Regions from separate parts of the Homo sapiens genome. Here region 2 is linked to region 1. Evidence: read pairs that join two places in POLR2A ChIA-PET (ENCODE). Cell type or tissue: Caco-2. All regions are shown on one strand. Each heading gives the region's core, and the rest is flanking DNA. Links, peaks and the distances in the headings are about the cores only.

What was found. Peaks named below come from ENCODE experiments on the same cell type or tissue, not always from the same donor. Only the 100,000 strongest peaks of a DNase experiment are listed, where the experiment ranks them.
Region 2: POLR2A ChIA-PET joins it to region 1 with 15 read pairs; 1 of 35 experiments calls an interaction of 5 or more read pairs at or near these places.

What each region holds. Positions count from the first base shown.
Region 1 is chr17:27,791,393-27,796,392 of GRCh38, reverse strand. The region is part of intron 2 of NOS2 (nitric oxide synthase 2); the gene reads left to right. Among named protein-coding and RNA genes, the nearest start is that of NOS2, 6.6 kb to the left of the region's middle. In Caco-2, for the core only: no CTCF peak of the experiment used is centred there; DNase peaks (open chromatin) are centred at 1,382, 1,972 and 2,632; H3K4me3 peaks cover 1,287 bases.
Region 2 is chr17:27,501,719-27,511,960 of GRCh38, reverse strand. All of the region lies in intron 1 of KSR1 (kinase suppressor of ras 1), which reads right to left. Among named protein-coding and RNA genes, the nearest start is that of KSR1, 50 kb to the right of the region's middle. RefSeq lists enhancers at 1-390, 5,079-5,288, 4,992-5,589, 7,484-7,778, 6,975-8,174. In Caco-2, for the core only: no CTCF peak of the experiment used is centred there; DNase peaks (open chromatin) are centred at 2,870 and 5,180.

The DNA.
Region 1 (5,000 bases), core at 1-5,000:
CTGCAACCTCCACCTGCCAGGTTCAAGCGATTCTCCCACCTCAGCCTCCTGAGTAGCTGGGACTACAGGCATGTGCCACCACGCCTGGTTAATTTTTGTATTTTTAGTAGAGACGGTGTTTCACCATATTGGCCAGGCTGGTCTCGAACCCCTGACCTCAAGCAATTCTCCTGCCTTGGCCTCCCAAAGTGCTATTACAGGTGTGAGCCACCGCACCTAGGCTTCTTTTTTCTTTCCTTTTCTTTTCTCTCTTTCTCTCTCTCTTTTAAAGCTGAGAATCTTGCTCTGTTGTCCAGGCTGCCCTCGAACTCTGGGCCCTAGTGATCTATCTGCTGTCTTTCCGGATCACCCTGAATCTCCCAAAACCCTTACGGTGTTGGCTGCAGCCTTTAACCCTCATCCCCACACCCTCTAATAGCATTGCCAGTTATCCCTATGTCTTTGGGGGCTGACTTGTGTCTTTGGACCATTCAGGAAATATGAGTTCAGACTCCAGGGAGGGCCCTGAGCTGCAGTGGACATGTGACAAACCAGCTAACTTGACCATGTTTTTCCCCCTCCTCTTCATGCTGGGGTGGGCTGGCGGAAAGGATCCAGTCAGATAGAAGAGGGGATGAAGAAAAAAATATCACACATCAATTCATTCAACTCTCCCAACGATCCACAAGGAAGGAATTTTAGTTATCCCATTTTAAAGATGAGGACCCTGAAGCCCAGAAAGTTAAAGTAATTTTCAAGATCTCATAATTAGCAAATGACAGAGCTGGGATTCAGATCCAGGCAGTCCAGAGGGACCCCTGCATGGGGCTGCCACCTTTGTGTCCTGGGCATGTCACATTCCATTGACGAGTACATGCAGATGCCCACTCCCCTGGCTCTGTGCTGGGAGTTAAGATATCAATGAAACCCTTCTGCTCATCAGTGAATTGTTTGAGCCACTTATTACTTACATACACCACTGCTAAAAACAATAGATAACATTTATAAGGTCCTTAGTACTGTGTCAATAATGAGACAGGAACTATTATCCTTGTTTTACAAGATTGAGTGACTTACTGGAGGTCAATTCCTGGAAAATAGTGGAGCTAAGGTTTGAGTCAAGTCCAAACTCATAACATCTACACTATCTGTGCTCTCCCAGAGGGCCTACTGTGTGCTGCACTGTTCAAGAGACAGAGAAAAATGACCCAGTTCCTGCTGTCAGGAAGGAAACGGGGAAACGGATGTCTTCCTCGCTGGTTTGGGAGACGTACATGAAGAATGCGAGTTGGAGAAATTGTGTCAGGAGTAGGTGGGATGGAGTGTAGACAGGAGGTCGTAGTTGTGGGTGTACTGGGACCGTGCTAGAGGCCTCTGCTGGGGAGACTGCAGAGGTGCCTGGGCAGGCTGTAGTGTGGGGAGGAGTTGGGGGGAGGAGGTGGGTCCACCCAGAGTGCAACATCCACTCAGGTGAGGGAGGGGTGATGTTACTGGAAGAGGAAGCAGCCGTGCAAAGGGGATTTCATCCTGAAAGCAATGAGAGCCAATGAATATATTTTGATTTTAAAAAGTAATTTTCTAATCTGTTCAGGTGTCATGAAACCAAGAGCCTATTCTAAGTGACTGGTGATTCTATACCTTCGTAAACAATTAGGAAATGAGCATGGTGTGTGTGTGTGTGTGTGTGTGTGTGTGTGTGCGCGTGTGTGTGTACGCATGTGTGTATTTTAGGGACAAAGGCAAATGTGGGAGCATCTAGGTGAAGACACATGGAATTCAGAACCAAGTCGAGCTATGTGTTGCTTGCTGGGCTGCAGTTGGCTAGAAATAAATATGTGCCCTCTTTCATTCTGCTTTAACTGGGGTTCGGGATTTAATGTGCTTGCATACTGCCAGAAGGGCCCCCTGCATGTTGAGGTCCAGGGCTGCTGCCCCATCTGGGTCTGGACCCTACCTGTTATCTTGCTTGAGATAAGGAGCACCTTACAGGCGGAGCAAAGTCAGGAGGCTCTGCGCAGTCCAGGTAGCAAGGACAAGGGGCCTGCAAGGCACCGGAAGGGGCTTACGATCCCTCCTGCAATATTCCTACTAGAAGTCACCCCTAACCCAGTGCTTTCTTTGGTTTCTTTTCTGGAATCGCACAGAACATGCTGTATGTAACAAGTAATATAACACTTCCCGGGACAGCCTTGTGAGGTGGTGTGAGCTTAGGCTGGGCTGTGGTCCTGGGGCTGCTGTGTGGCCCTGGACAAGATCCTTAATCTCTCTGGCCCCAGCTAATGCCTCAATAAAGTGGAGATGACAACGTAGAGCTGTCTGCTTAACGAGACTGGACGAAATGACAGAAAGGAAATTTGCTCTGTAAACTAGAAAGCACCGCGCAATGGTGGTAATTATCATAAGCTTTATTGCGATTTTATGGGGAATAAACAAACACGAGGCCCAACACGACCCGGGCATCTTAGCCCAGACACAGTCCAGTGCCATCCAAACTCCGCGGCAGACGCCGGCTGCGGGCCCCTGGGTGCTTGGGTCCCGGGATCGCCGGGGAAGGCAGGGAAGGAGGGGCAGCTCGGCCCGGGACATCGCGTGGGTGAAGAGCCCCCGCCGCTGCTCGGCTCGCCCCGCCCCCGGGGCGGGGGCTGCAGGCTCCGAGCGATAAAGCGCGGGCGCTGGGAGGCGCGTGGAGCCAGCGGAGCTGCGCCTAAGGAGCCGGGCCATGCGCGAGGGGCTGGGCGCGGCGTGCGAGGCCGCCGGGCCCCGGCTGTGCAGGCTGCTCTGCAGGATCCTCCGGCCGAAGCCTGACTGCTGCCCGCGCAGAGCCAGGTACCCCGCGGGCCGAAGTCCGCCCTGGGAGGGAAGCGGTGGGCTCCGAGCCCGGGCGGGGCCCCATCTCTCTCTGGGAGAAATCGGAGGGCGGGGATGTGCGCTCTGTGGGATTCCTGAGGGTTTACTAAAAGCGTTTTCCTCTTTTAGAACGCTTGAGAGGTCGCAATTCAGGAGCCCAGGCGGCCCAGAGAAACCCCCCATGCACTATGAGAGGCGTCTATGCGGGTTCAGTTGCGCTGCGAATGTTTCAGCACTTGGGAGCTTTTGAAATTTTTCAGCACTGGGGTTGAAAGTTGCTACACTCTTTGGATCAAATATGGTTAAGAGAGCAAGGAGGTTCTTGTTTCACAAATGAGATCCATTTCCCAGGGCGCCATCCCCCCCACCCTCCCCATCTGTCCCCACCACCACTCTTGGTGTAAGGCGAGGTAAACAGGCAGGGAGGCGTCGGAACCGCAGGGGAATCTGGCCCCCAGGTCAGCCCAGGCAAGCCACAGTCTGCAGCTGTGACCGGCTCGGCTGGTCAAGGGCTTGTAGAAAGTTCTGGGTCTAAGCAAGCCACCACACTCACAGCACTCCCCACGCCCCCGACCCCTTTTTTTGATAGGGTCTCACTCTGTCACCCAGGCGACAGTGGCGCCGTCTCGGTTCACCGTAGCCTCCACCTCCAGGGCTCAGGTGATCCTCCCACCTTAGCCTCCTGAGTAGCTGGGACTACAGGCGCGCATCACCACACACTTGGCACCTTTTTTTTTTTTTTTTTTTTTTTGTAGAGATAGGGTTTCACCATGTTGCCCAGGCTGGTCTTGAACTCCTGGGCTCGAGTGATCCGCCCACCTCGGCCTTCCAAAGTGCTGAGATGACAGGTGTCAGCCACCGCGCCCAGCTGCCAGCACTCTCTTTGAATGCAGGTCCTTGAGGGTCCTCAGGACCCCGCACAGCTGTGGGTTTAGTCAAATTGCACGAGCGTCTGCGGGGTCAGAATCAACAATGTGATAATTTGGAAAGAAGTGTCCAGATTCTGAAGGTGCTCACCTGGAGTCTGGTCACCCTGTCACCCTGTCTCCCAGCAGCCAGCCAGAAGAAATGGTGTGGGAGGGGACTTGGGCAAAACTTTGTTTATTCATTTTTCAAATTTAAAGAATTGTCCAATTATGAAAGGAATTCATTGTCACTGTAAAAAGTTGGAAGATGTGGAAAAGTATAAGAAAAGTTAAATTGCCTATGATCTTATCACTTAATGCTAGTCACTGTTAACATTTACTAACATTCCCTCGAGGTGTTTTTCTGTGCTTGTACGCACACACACACACACAGCCAGCATCAGACTGTGTATACAGTTTAAGGCATTATTTATATGAGGGCAAAACTAGACACAGTCTAACATCCAGCCATGGACAATGGGACCAGGCTAATCGTGGCCCATCTGTAGAGTGGATTTTTAGCCAACTTTTAAAAGTGATACTTTTTAATATATGGGGTAAAATGATTATGTTAAATGTACAAAGACATTGCTTCTCAATCTAAACAGTACTGTAGATGTTTCTGGTCTGAAGCTTCTGAAATTGTCCAACTCTACTTCCAGAAGTAAGTGAGAGGAAGCAAGAATGGGTGCAGGGTGGGTGCTGGGGTGAGGGGGAATGGCAAAAGAGCAAGAGGGGCAGTTGTCCCCTGGGGACCCCATCCCCCATACATCTTCCTATTGAAGCAGCCCCATGGTGACTGCTCAGCCATGGCTTATCTGTTCTGAATATCCAGATTGCCATATATATATATATTTTTGTTTTGTTTTGTTTTGTTTTGTTTTGTTTTTTTCTGGCAGGCCACACCAGTCTAGACCAGGTGTGTTAAAGAAAAAAGTATTCAATGATACTTGTTAAAGAACAGTATGGAAGTCTTTATTTAGGACCATCTCAATAGGTACAGGGACCTACTGCAGTGGGGTCTGGCAGTGGAGGAGAGAGATTGGGCCCAAATCCAAATACAGCAGGAGCAAGTGGGAATTTATAGCCAAGGATCAGGGTGGGGTCTGTGGATGGAAAATTACCAAGAAAAACTTCAGGCATAGGGGGAATTCTGCCTCACCCAACCTAACAGGATTCTTGCTTAGGACAGGCTAAGGTGATCAGACATCGCCTGGGGGAGGATGGAGGATGAGGACCCTGATCAGATGGGGAGGACGACAAGCTATC
Region 2 (10,242 bases), core at 2,491-7,490, 290 kb after region 1:
AAAGTCCACATCAATCAGAGTATTCTCCCTGATGAGCAAGCTTACACTTCAGCAGATGTTTGTCGGGTGTGCTTATCCTAACACCAAAAACTAGTTTTAAGAATTGCCACGTGTGGCAGGAAGCAAACAAACCTGGATGCTTGCAGCTCATCACACCAACGGTCTCGCCGGTGAGACGGGATGCAGAGGAGTCTGACCCTGAGAGCCCCCTCACCTAGGCAACCCTGCTTGGGCACTGAAAAGGTTTGCCTCAGGAACCTCCATTTCCTAAGCTGACCAAGCTGCCTCTAAATCACACATTCTCCCTATGCAGATACCTCAGCCATGGAGCCACAGCCCAGCCCTGCCAGCCCAGAAGCATCCCACTCCCACCTCGCCCCAGGTCCTGCAGGAAACTTGGCCCAACGCTCCACAGGCCCCTCCTGAGTGGGGTCTAACTGCTCCAGAGAGCAGGCTGTTTTCTTGTCTTTCTCAGTTCCAGATTCCAAGTGACCAACAATGCTCCCCCTCCCTACCTTCTGGCACTGTTCAGTTTCTTCCCAGCCAAGTACAGACAGCCCTCAATGCGCAGCAGCACCCACCCTCCACACTCTCCCAGCCTTCTACCTCTCCACACTGGTGAGCAAGTGCACCTCCAGAGCACTCAGACTGGAAGAAAGGTAAGAGGCTTCTGGCTCTGAGATGTCATGACAGTCCAGTCAGCTGCCTGCCAGTGTTCCAGCCCCAGCCAGGCGTCCCCACGTTTCTTGGCCTACCTCTTCACAGCCAAACATTCTGCAGGAGCAAGATGCACTAGAATCTCTAGCCAGGAAACTCCTCACCCTTCTCACTTTTTTCCTAAGAAAGAAGTAAACAGCAGAGGAAGTGGACAGAAAAGGTGTTTTTAGAGCTTCTAGACTGTTTTTCCAAGAGCTGTGTGCAGTGTGCACAGGCAGGCTCATCCCCACCTTCTGAGACTCTGTCTTCTCAGATGGGGATAATAGCTTTCTCCCTGCTCTCAAGACAGTTGTGAGAATCAAGGAATGGGGAACATGCTACATGGCTCCTGGGTGGTACGGCGCTCCATACCAAGATAACTCTGGCTCAGAAGGGTGCCTGGCAGGCAATGCGGGATGCTCAGAGGAGGATCAAAGTGCATTTGCTGCAGAGAATTGAGCCAGGAAATGGTTATCTGTACACTTTTAAAAGACATTAGATAAGCATTCTTGGTAGGCTTCTGCCAAGCACATCATACCCCCAACCCATGCATTTGGAAAAATGAACCAGCAAGAGAGCATCTGCTCTGAACGGACGGCAGTGCAGCCTCACTCAAATCCTCTCAAATGCCCTATTTCACAGACGATGGCACTGAGGCTTGGGGAGGTTAAGTTACCTAAATTACCTTAAGCTAAGGCCACTCAGCTCTTCGGTGTTAGGACTTAGATTTCTCTCTAGCTCCCACACTCTTTCCAATTTCATCGTGTCTAAAAACCATCCATTAAACTACACAAAATGACCACTCATGCTGGTACCTCATGCTTTATTGGCAACCAAGCCTTTTTACGTCTACTCACTCGGTCCTTATAACTCTTCAGTGAATAAGTTTTATCACCACCAACACTCCCTTTTAGAGATGAGGGAAACTGAGGCTCATTGAGGTGAAGTGACGTGCCAGAGGTCACTGGGATAACCACGGTCAGGAAGAGCCCTGGTGGGGCAGCACCGCCACCTTCCCAGTCTAATCAGGGATGGTTTTTCCAGAGTCTTGGTTCTGCCACAACTCACGGCCCTCAGAAGAAAGGATCAGAAGTCCATGGAAAAAGGGAAAACCAGAAAGGTTCTCTCCGGACAAGGTGCAGCAAGCTTTGAGGCAGGGCCCAGGTGAACTTGTGTGAAGAGAGAGATTCCCCAGTTCCCAAGTGCCAAGAGGAGGGACAAGGTGAAGTGCTGGCACTTAGGGTACTACCCTCCTCAGGCCCCCAAAACTAGGATTATATGATGAACTCCACTACCTCTGAGCCAAGTCTGCCCACCTCTAGGTAAGGAGATTAAAGCCAAGGCTGGGTATTGCCCCTGCTCGCCCAACGTGGCCTCTCACACACAATGAAGGGCTCTGGCTTTTATTTTATTTATTTATTTTTTGAGACAGGGTCTTGTTCTGTTGCCCAGGCTGGAGTGCAATGGCACAAACACAACTCACTGCAGCCTCAAGTTCCTGGGCTCAGGCAATCCTCCAACCTCAGCCTCCTAAGTAGCTGGGACTATAAGCATGCACAACCACATCCAGCTATTTTGTTTTTTGTTGTTGTTTGTTTGTTTTAAACTAGAGACAAACTCTCCCTGTGTAGCCCAGGCTGGCCTCAAACTCCTGGGTTCAAAAGATCCTCCTGAGTCGCCAGGCGTGGTGGCTCACGCCTGTAATCCTAGCACTTTGGGAGGCCGAGGTGGGCAGATCACGAGGTCAGGAGATCAAGACCATCCTGACTAACATGGTGAAACCCCGTCTCTCCTAAAAATACAAAAAATAGCCGGGCGTGGTGGCAGGTGCCTGTAGTCCCAGCTACCCGGGAGGCTGAGGCAGGAGAATGGCGTGAACCCGGGAGGCAGAGCTTGCAGTGAGCCAAGATCGCACCACTGCACCCCAGCCTGGGCAACAAAGCGAAACTCTGTCTCAAAAAAACAAAAAAAAAAGATCCTCCTGACTCAGCCTCCCAAAGTGCTAGGATTACAGGCATGAGCCACTGCACCCAGACTGCTCTGGCTTCTTTAATATTTATTTGGTATTTAAAAGCCACTTGGCCTAGGAAGCAGGGTTGCAGAAAAATGCCTGGAATGTAGGAAACTGTTCTTTCCTTGCTCACTCTGCAGAGGATCCACTGGAGCATCAGGCCTGGCTGCCCAAACCCTCTGCACCTGGCTTCTCTGCTGGGTCTGTTCAAACTTCAGGCCCAGGCTGGGAACGGTGGCTCATGCCTGTAATCCCAGCACTTTGGGAGGTCAAGGTGGGTGGATCACCTGAGGTCAAGAGTTTGAAACCAGCCTGGCCAACATGGTGAAACCCTATCTCTACTAAAAATACAAAAAGTTAGCCAGGCATGGTGGCAGGCATCTGTAATCCCAGCTACTTGGGTGGCTGAGGCAGGAGAATCACTTGAACCCGGGAGGTGGAGGTTACAATGAGCCGAGATCACGCCATTGCACTCCAGCCTGGGCAACAGAGCAAGACTCTACCTCAATAAATAAATAAATAAATAAATAAATAAATAAATAAAAAAAATTCAGGCCCAAACCTAGGAAAGAGGGCCCAGTGAAGACAGGCTGAATCTCAAGCCTGTGTTTGTCCCTGCCCTTCCTGCACCTCCTGTGAGCAAGTGTCCAGTCCCCTTTGTTTTCATCAGGAAACTGAGGGTTGGAGAGAAGAGGCAATAAGCCCAGAGAGGAGTGATGTGGGGCAAAGAGCATGATCTTGAGTCAGAGAGGGGCTTCACTACAAGCTCCTGCCACTTACAAATAGCAGGACTCCAGGCTAGTATGTTACAACTTAGGCCCTTGATGATCCTCATCTGCAAAATGGACATCACAGCACCTTCCAGGTCAGTGGGAGGATTCAGAGGGATGATAAAAGTTCCCAGCATAGGGCTTGGCAGGCCATAGGCACCCAGTCAATGATAACCATTATTCTAACTGCTCAGAGCCAGGATTCCACACAGGGCTCATGGCTTCCTCTGTCCAGTTAGACACATTCAAACCCATGTCCACGCCTCCAAAGTCCACCCTAACAAGCCACTCCACCCCAACAGAAGCTCCCTCAGTAACCTAACTTGCTGACCCAAGACCCCAGAGTAATGTATTAGCAGGGTGGCTGCCACAGTGAACACTGCCCAGGGCACTTGCTCCTTTGTAATCAAGGTGGCAGGTTGGGGAGCAGGAGACTGGGGGCACGTGGGAGATTAGGGAGGTACCCAGATGGGTTTCATTTCTCCCCTCTGAAGCCAAGATAGCCCCTTCTAGGGCAGGACAGCAGCTGCCAGGCTACACGCTCTAGAATAAGACTATCCAAGAGATGTACTTGGTATGTTCTAGTAGCCATATTAAAAGCCAAACAAAGGCCAGGCACAGTAGCTCACACCTGTAATCCCAGCACTTTGGGACGCTGACGCAGGTGGATCACCTGAGGTTGGGAGTTCGAGATCAGCCTGACCAACATGGAGAAACCCTTTCTCTACTAAAAATACAAATTAGCCAGGCGTGGTGGCTCATGCCTGTAATCCCAGCTACTGGGGAGGCTAAGGCAGAAGAATCACTTGAACCCGGGAGGTGGAGGTTACGGTGAGCCAAGATCGCACCATTGCACTCTAGCCTGGGCAACAGGAGTGAAATTCTGTCTCAAAAAAAAAAAAAAAAAAAAAAAAAAAAAAGCCAAACAATAAAGATTTTAATGATCTATTTTATTTAATCAAACATACCCAAAATATCACTTCAACACATAATCACACAAAACATACAAAAATAAATATAAAACATTAAAAATATATATATTTTTTCCTTCGAGACAAAGTCTTGCTCTGACACCCAGGCTAGAGTGCAGTGGCATGATCTTGGCTCACTGCAACCTCCACCTCCCGGGTTCAAGCAATTCTTCTGCCTCAGCCTCCCCAGTAGCTGGGATTACAGGCCCCTGCCACCAGGCCTGGCTAATTTTTGTATTTTTAGTAGAGACGGGGTTTCACCATGTTGGCCAGGCTGGTCTTGAATTCCTGACCTCGTAATCTGCCTGCCTCGGCCTCCCAAAGTGCTGGAATTATAGGCATGAGCCACCTTGCCCAGCCTAAAGAGATCTTTTACATTCTTTTGTTCATATTGTCTTCTGAATCCACCAAGCATTTTTACACTGCACACCCCGACTAGGACTAGCCACAGCCTCAGTGCTGAGAAGCCACATGTGGCTGATGGCTACCGCATTGGAAAAAGCAGAATGAACATTTCAATTATTGCAGAAAGTTCTAGACAGTGCAGCTGACCTTTTTCATCAGATCCCGAGATTTGAGGGGTGGGAGGCTGGCATGTGTGCGGCTCTTCTCTCTGAATTACCAGAGGGACCAACTTCTCTGACAGCTGGGGGCTGACAGGAAATACCTGTTTGTCAGGCTATGAAAAAGCTTTCCCCTCGGTCTTCCTCAGGCTTGGGCAGGGCTGGGGGTTTCCATGACTCATGACACCTGCGGAGCCCAAAGCATCCCCTAGGGAGCTGAACCAACACTCGCACCACAGAAAAATGCAGCTTGGGGGTGGGAGGAGGGGGTGGGAGGGGGAGATGGGAGATAAAGGCTGGACAAATCCCCAAGAACACCAAGTTACCAACTGCAAAGGGAAGACTCCAGGGGACTCCCAGCTGCCGGCCCGCAAGTCTGCTCTCTCCAGAGATGACCAAGAAGGGGAGGTGGAAATCACCGAAATGTGCAACCCCAGACACAGGTTGGACAAATCCAACTACATCCACATAATCGAGTATCAGGCAGTGCTTAAAAACTCTACAGTGAACATCTACAACTAATAATAAAAACTACGCTTTGTTAAACAACCACATCGAGCTAGAATGTTTACCTAAACTACCTCTTGTAATTATTGCAGTGGAGTCATGAGTTAGGGTAGTATTATTCCCATGCTACGAGAGAAAGTGAGGGTGAGGTTCCTCAAACTAAAATTCACTTAAGCAAGATGGTCCAGCCAGCAAGGGGCCAAGGCCACACTGAGCCAAAGCCCCTCAGACTCCAAAACCCAAAACCGACCTTATTACTACACTATTGCCTTCCCGTGGTGTTTTTGGGGCAGAGGAGGTGAATCAGATACATATCCACCTGCAGACAAGGACAAAGAGGGAGCATAGAAATATGAAAAGTTTGGTTAGGTGGGGGCCCTGAACCAGTTGTTTTTACATTCTTATGGTGTGTAGGCAATGCATCGTTTTTTAAAGGCTATCTTCTAGGAAAAGAAAAAAATGAGAAAAGTACCAAGAACATCAACTATGCACAAGCCATCCTGGTCACCCCTGAGGTCTGATGCCCCATGCTCCCCCATAGTGGGTGGGCTGAGACTAGAACCACGGTGCTTCAAGTAAGATTGAAAACACATACACTGTTTCTATCAAAGAACCAACTGGAAGCATGGTTGATGGCAACCCCTTGGTGACACCAATACCTGGTACAAAATGGAAGAAACATCAACAAAAAATATTAACAGCAAACATGTGTATGATATGCCAGCACTGGTATAAGCATTCTGCCTATGGTAATTACACTAACTTATTTAAGACGCACAATAACTCTCCTGAGGGAGATACTGCTACCATCCCCATTTTACTGATAAAGCAACTGAATCACAGGGAGATCGCAGCTTGCTCAAGACCACACAGCCAGGGAGTGGCAAAGCTGGGATTCAAACCCAAGCAGTCTGGCTCCAGAGCAGGGCTGTTTGCCGTATTGCCTCTCTTAGAGCACTAATAACAAACCTCTGCTGCCTGCATCCGAGCAAATCACCCAGCTCAGGTGGAGACTGCAGGCAGGCACCTTCTTGGATGAAGAACTAATCCCTCCTGGGTTAATGAGGACAGAGAAGGGGCAGAGTCACAGGAAGCATGCATGCGCAGGCCTGTGGACCCTGGGGGATGGCCATCTCAGGGGCAAACGGGTTGCACTGTAGAGCCCACAACGAGTTCAGGTCAACCCCTCGGTCTGGGAGCACCCAGAACCAGGAGGTGAGAGAACAGCTCCCTCTCACTGGCCAGCTCCCAGAGGATTCAAACGGACTATCCTCCTGAAGTGTCATAGCCCGTGGCCATAGTCAGCAGGTACTGATTCCACAGGTGCTATCAGAGCTGTCCCAGGGCTCCCGTCCCAATCCCTCTCAAGGTAAGAGTTCCCTGAAGATCTGAACCATCCCTTTCTGACCCATAAGGGCATCTTTCCCTGGCTTTATGGGACAGAGCCCTCCCACATGCTTACCTTAGTGGAAGACAGGCAGAGCTTTCCAGATTATGCCCGTTTTATAGACAGGAACACTGAGGCACCTGGGAGTGTAAGTCAAGCTGACTTTGCTCTGTGCTGCTGGGAACAGCTCTGGCTCTGGGCCAGGATAAGCCGGCTCCTGGCACTAAATCATTATTCTCCAAGCCGCTGAAGGAGATGAGCATAATTCATGAGCCTTCAGTGCACTTCCTGCAAAGGAGCAGCCCTCCCAAGGGCACGTGCTACTCAGGTAAGGCAGCATCTGCTCAGGCAGATGGCGGCAGGGATGTCCTCTCAGGGAAGGCATCCCCCCGCCACAGTGCTCCTCCCTCATGGAGTCCCTCAGGACTGCGGTGCTTCCTGCCCATGTGAAACTCAGAGAGAAGTGAGAAATGTCCAGCCCTTCTCCCTGCCCAGGCCCCATCCCCGTCTGTACCCACCCTTCAAGCAGGCTCCAGGGTCTCTGCCGGCCTCCTCAGGTCATCTCTTTCCCCGGAACCCTCAAACCCCACAGCTGCACCCCATCATGGCACTGCTCACTGTCTGCCTTCTCCCCCCCATATCCCAACTCACTCAACAAACGTGACTGTGCCACAGCCTGCGAGAGGCCCTGGGAAGGTAAAGACAGACTTTGCCCTGGAAATATTCACAGACCTGCAACTGAGTTGAAACCACTGACTGAGGTGGGTAAGAATGGCCGGCTGACTGCGGACCAGCCTCACAGAGCCAGGCTGGGCACAGCTGCTGGATCCCGGCAGGTGCCTTCACAGATGTTTGGGTAAGTCATTAAACCTCTCCAGACCTCAGAGACTCATCTTTTAAACTCCCTTCCATTTCTTCTATGAAGCAACCTGCCAGGGTCTCTATACTTCCCACGGGGCCAAGCACAACATCTTCACTATAGGAAACAACCCATAAAATACTGGATGCTTGGGCTTTTATCCACAGTATCCAGATACCCACCTGCCTAATCCAAATGCCAACTTCTTGTTTTGTTCTTCTTAGAGTACATCTGTCAGGATTGCATAGGCTATGCCATGGTAACAAACAACTCCCAAATCCCAGTAGTATAAACAACAGAGGTTACCTCTCATTCATACTACGTGTTCATCGTGAGTTGACTAGGAGCTCCGACCCGCACCTCCTTACACCAGGACTAGGCTGACGGCGCCTCCACCATCTAGGAGCACGAGAGGGTAGGAGGAAGGAATGTGGCAAATCACATGAGCACTAAAAGTTTCCCCACTTTAATGTCATGTTTCTTTCTGCTCATAGTTCACTGGTCAAAACAAGTCACACATCCACACCTAACTGAAGAAGGTAGGAGAGTGCAATGCTTCCACGTGCTCAGTAGAAAGACAACCAGAAATAGATGGGAACTGCACCAACGACCACAAGCAGGATTTGAGCAGGAGTTAACGATACCAAACTGGACAAAAGGCTGAATATGATTTTGTCTTCTCTTTAGATCAGAGAATCTCGAACTTCTGACCTCAAGTGATTTGCCCACCTCGGCCTCCCAAAGTGCTGGGATTAGAGGCAGGAGCCACCCGGCCTAGATCAGAGAATCTCAACCTTGCACTATTAACATTTGGGGACAGATAATTCTTTGTTGCAGGAGGTCCTGTGCATCACAAGGTGTTGAACAGCACAGCATCCCTGGCCTCTACCCACGAGATGCTGGTGGCAAACTCCCTCTCCAAATTGTGACAACCAAAAATGTCTCCAGACATTGCCAAATGTCCCTGGAGGACAAAAATTACCTCTAGTTGAGAACCTCTGCTTTAGACTTACAAGAAGTATACTCTTTATTAAAGAGCAAAGAAAATAATGACATCACCCTCCTCCCTCAAAATATCTTACTCAGAACTCTCTTAAGAGACAGTTTTCTCATCTGCAATATAAGAATGCTGGTACCCACCTCAAAGGGTCGTTGTGAGGATTCAACAGGCAAATGCCTTTAGAGCACTCAGCCCAGGCACATGGTAAATGGTAAGGGTGAGGCAGCAGTGGCATTGCCTGTCAGTAACTGGGGCTCACTGTGTTACTGTTACCATCAGCACAGCTGCTAGCATTACTGTCCGTGAGAAGTGATGGGAACAGCCAGGCAGAGATTTCTTTTTCAGAGAGCCAAGGGAGCCACTCGCTTGGCCCAAGGTCATCCTGGCCCCAGACAGGAATCCAACGCTGGAAGGCTGCTGCAGAATTCTTGCCATTTGCACCCCAGCCCCCAACAACTGAAGTCAAACGACATCTGTGCCGTGATTACGGTTGAGGTAGGTTCTGGAATGTGCTGACGCTCAAGTGTGAGCAAGCACAGAAAGATGAAAAACCAGTGCCTGCCCCCGAGGAGGGCTCCTGACATGGGACTAGGTCACCCACAAGCCTACAATGACCACTTGTGAGGCTGCACGTGGCTTGAGGCCGGCCTCTGCCTTTTCACCAAGGGCTAGAGAATGGAAGGAGAGGATGGAGTCGATTTTAAATTAGCAAAAGGAAAAGATTGTACAGGGAAAATGTCATATTTTAAGACATTAAGTTTTGACAGATGGCCTCACATGTAAGACAGGGTCTCGGAATCAGGGAGGGGATACTTCAGGGTCATCAAGCCCACTCTCCCTCCACCCACTGGGGGATTCCTCTTGCGGTGTTGATGGACAGCCACCTTGTCTTCGCAGGACCACTTCCAAAGACAAGCCTCAGGATGGTCGAGGCTACACCGGATGCTTCTGACAGGCATACAGCTTTCTCCCCTCCACAGTGGTTTATGACAACTGGCTCCAGAATCAGCAGACCTGGCTTGGAATTCCAGCTCTGCCATTTCCTAGCTGAAAGGCTCTGCCAAGTTCTCAGCCCCTTGCTCACTCTTCAGAGCCATCAGCTGTCATGCAGTCTGAGCCCTTGGCTAAGGTACCAATCAAGGAGGCAGGCATGGAGGCACAATCCAGCCTACATAATCTCCACCAAGCCCAGTACCTGGCACAGTCCACCTGAGGGACAACTTTCAGTAATTTGTGCAAAGTCTGCATGCTCTGCTACAGCAGCCCACCTGACCCTCAATTCCTTTACCTCGAAATGTTTCCTAAATCTCCATCAAGTTATTATGAGAACTAACGACAATGTATGGAAAGTATTTAGCAGTGTCTGGAACAGCAATCATTGTGATGAAAATTATAACAAGCTGGGTGCAGCGGCTCACGCCTGTAATCCCAGCACTTTGGGAGGCCGAGGCAGGCGGATCTTTTGAGGTCAGGAGCTC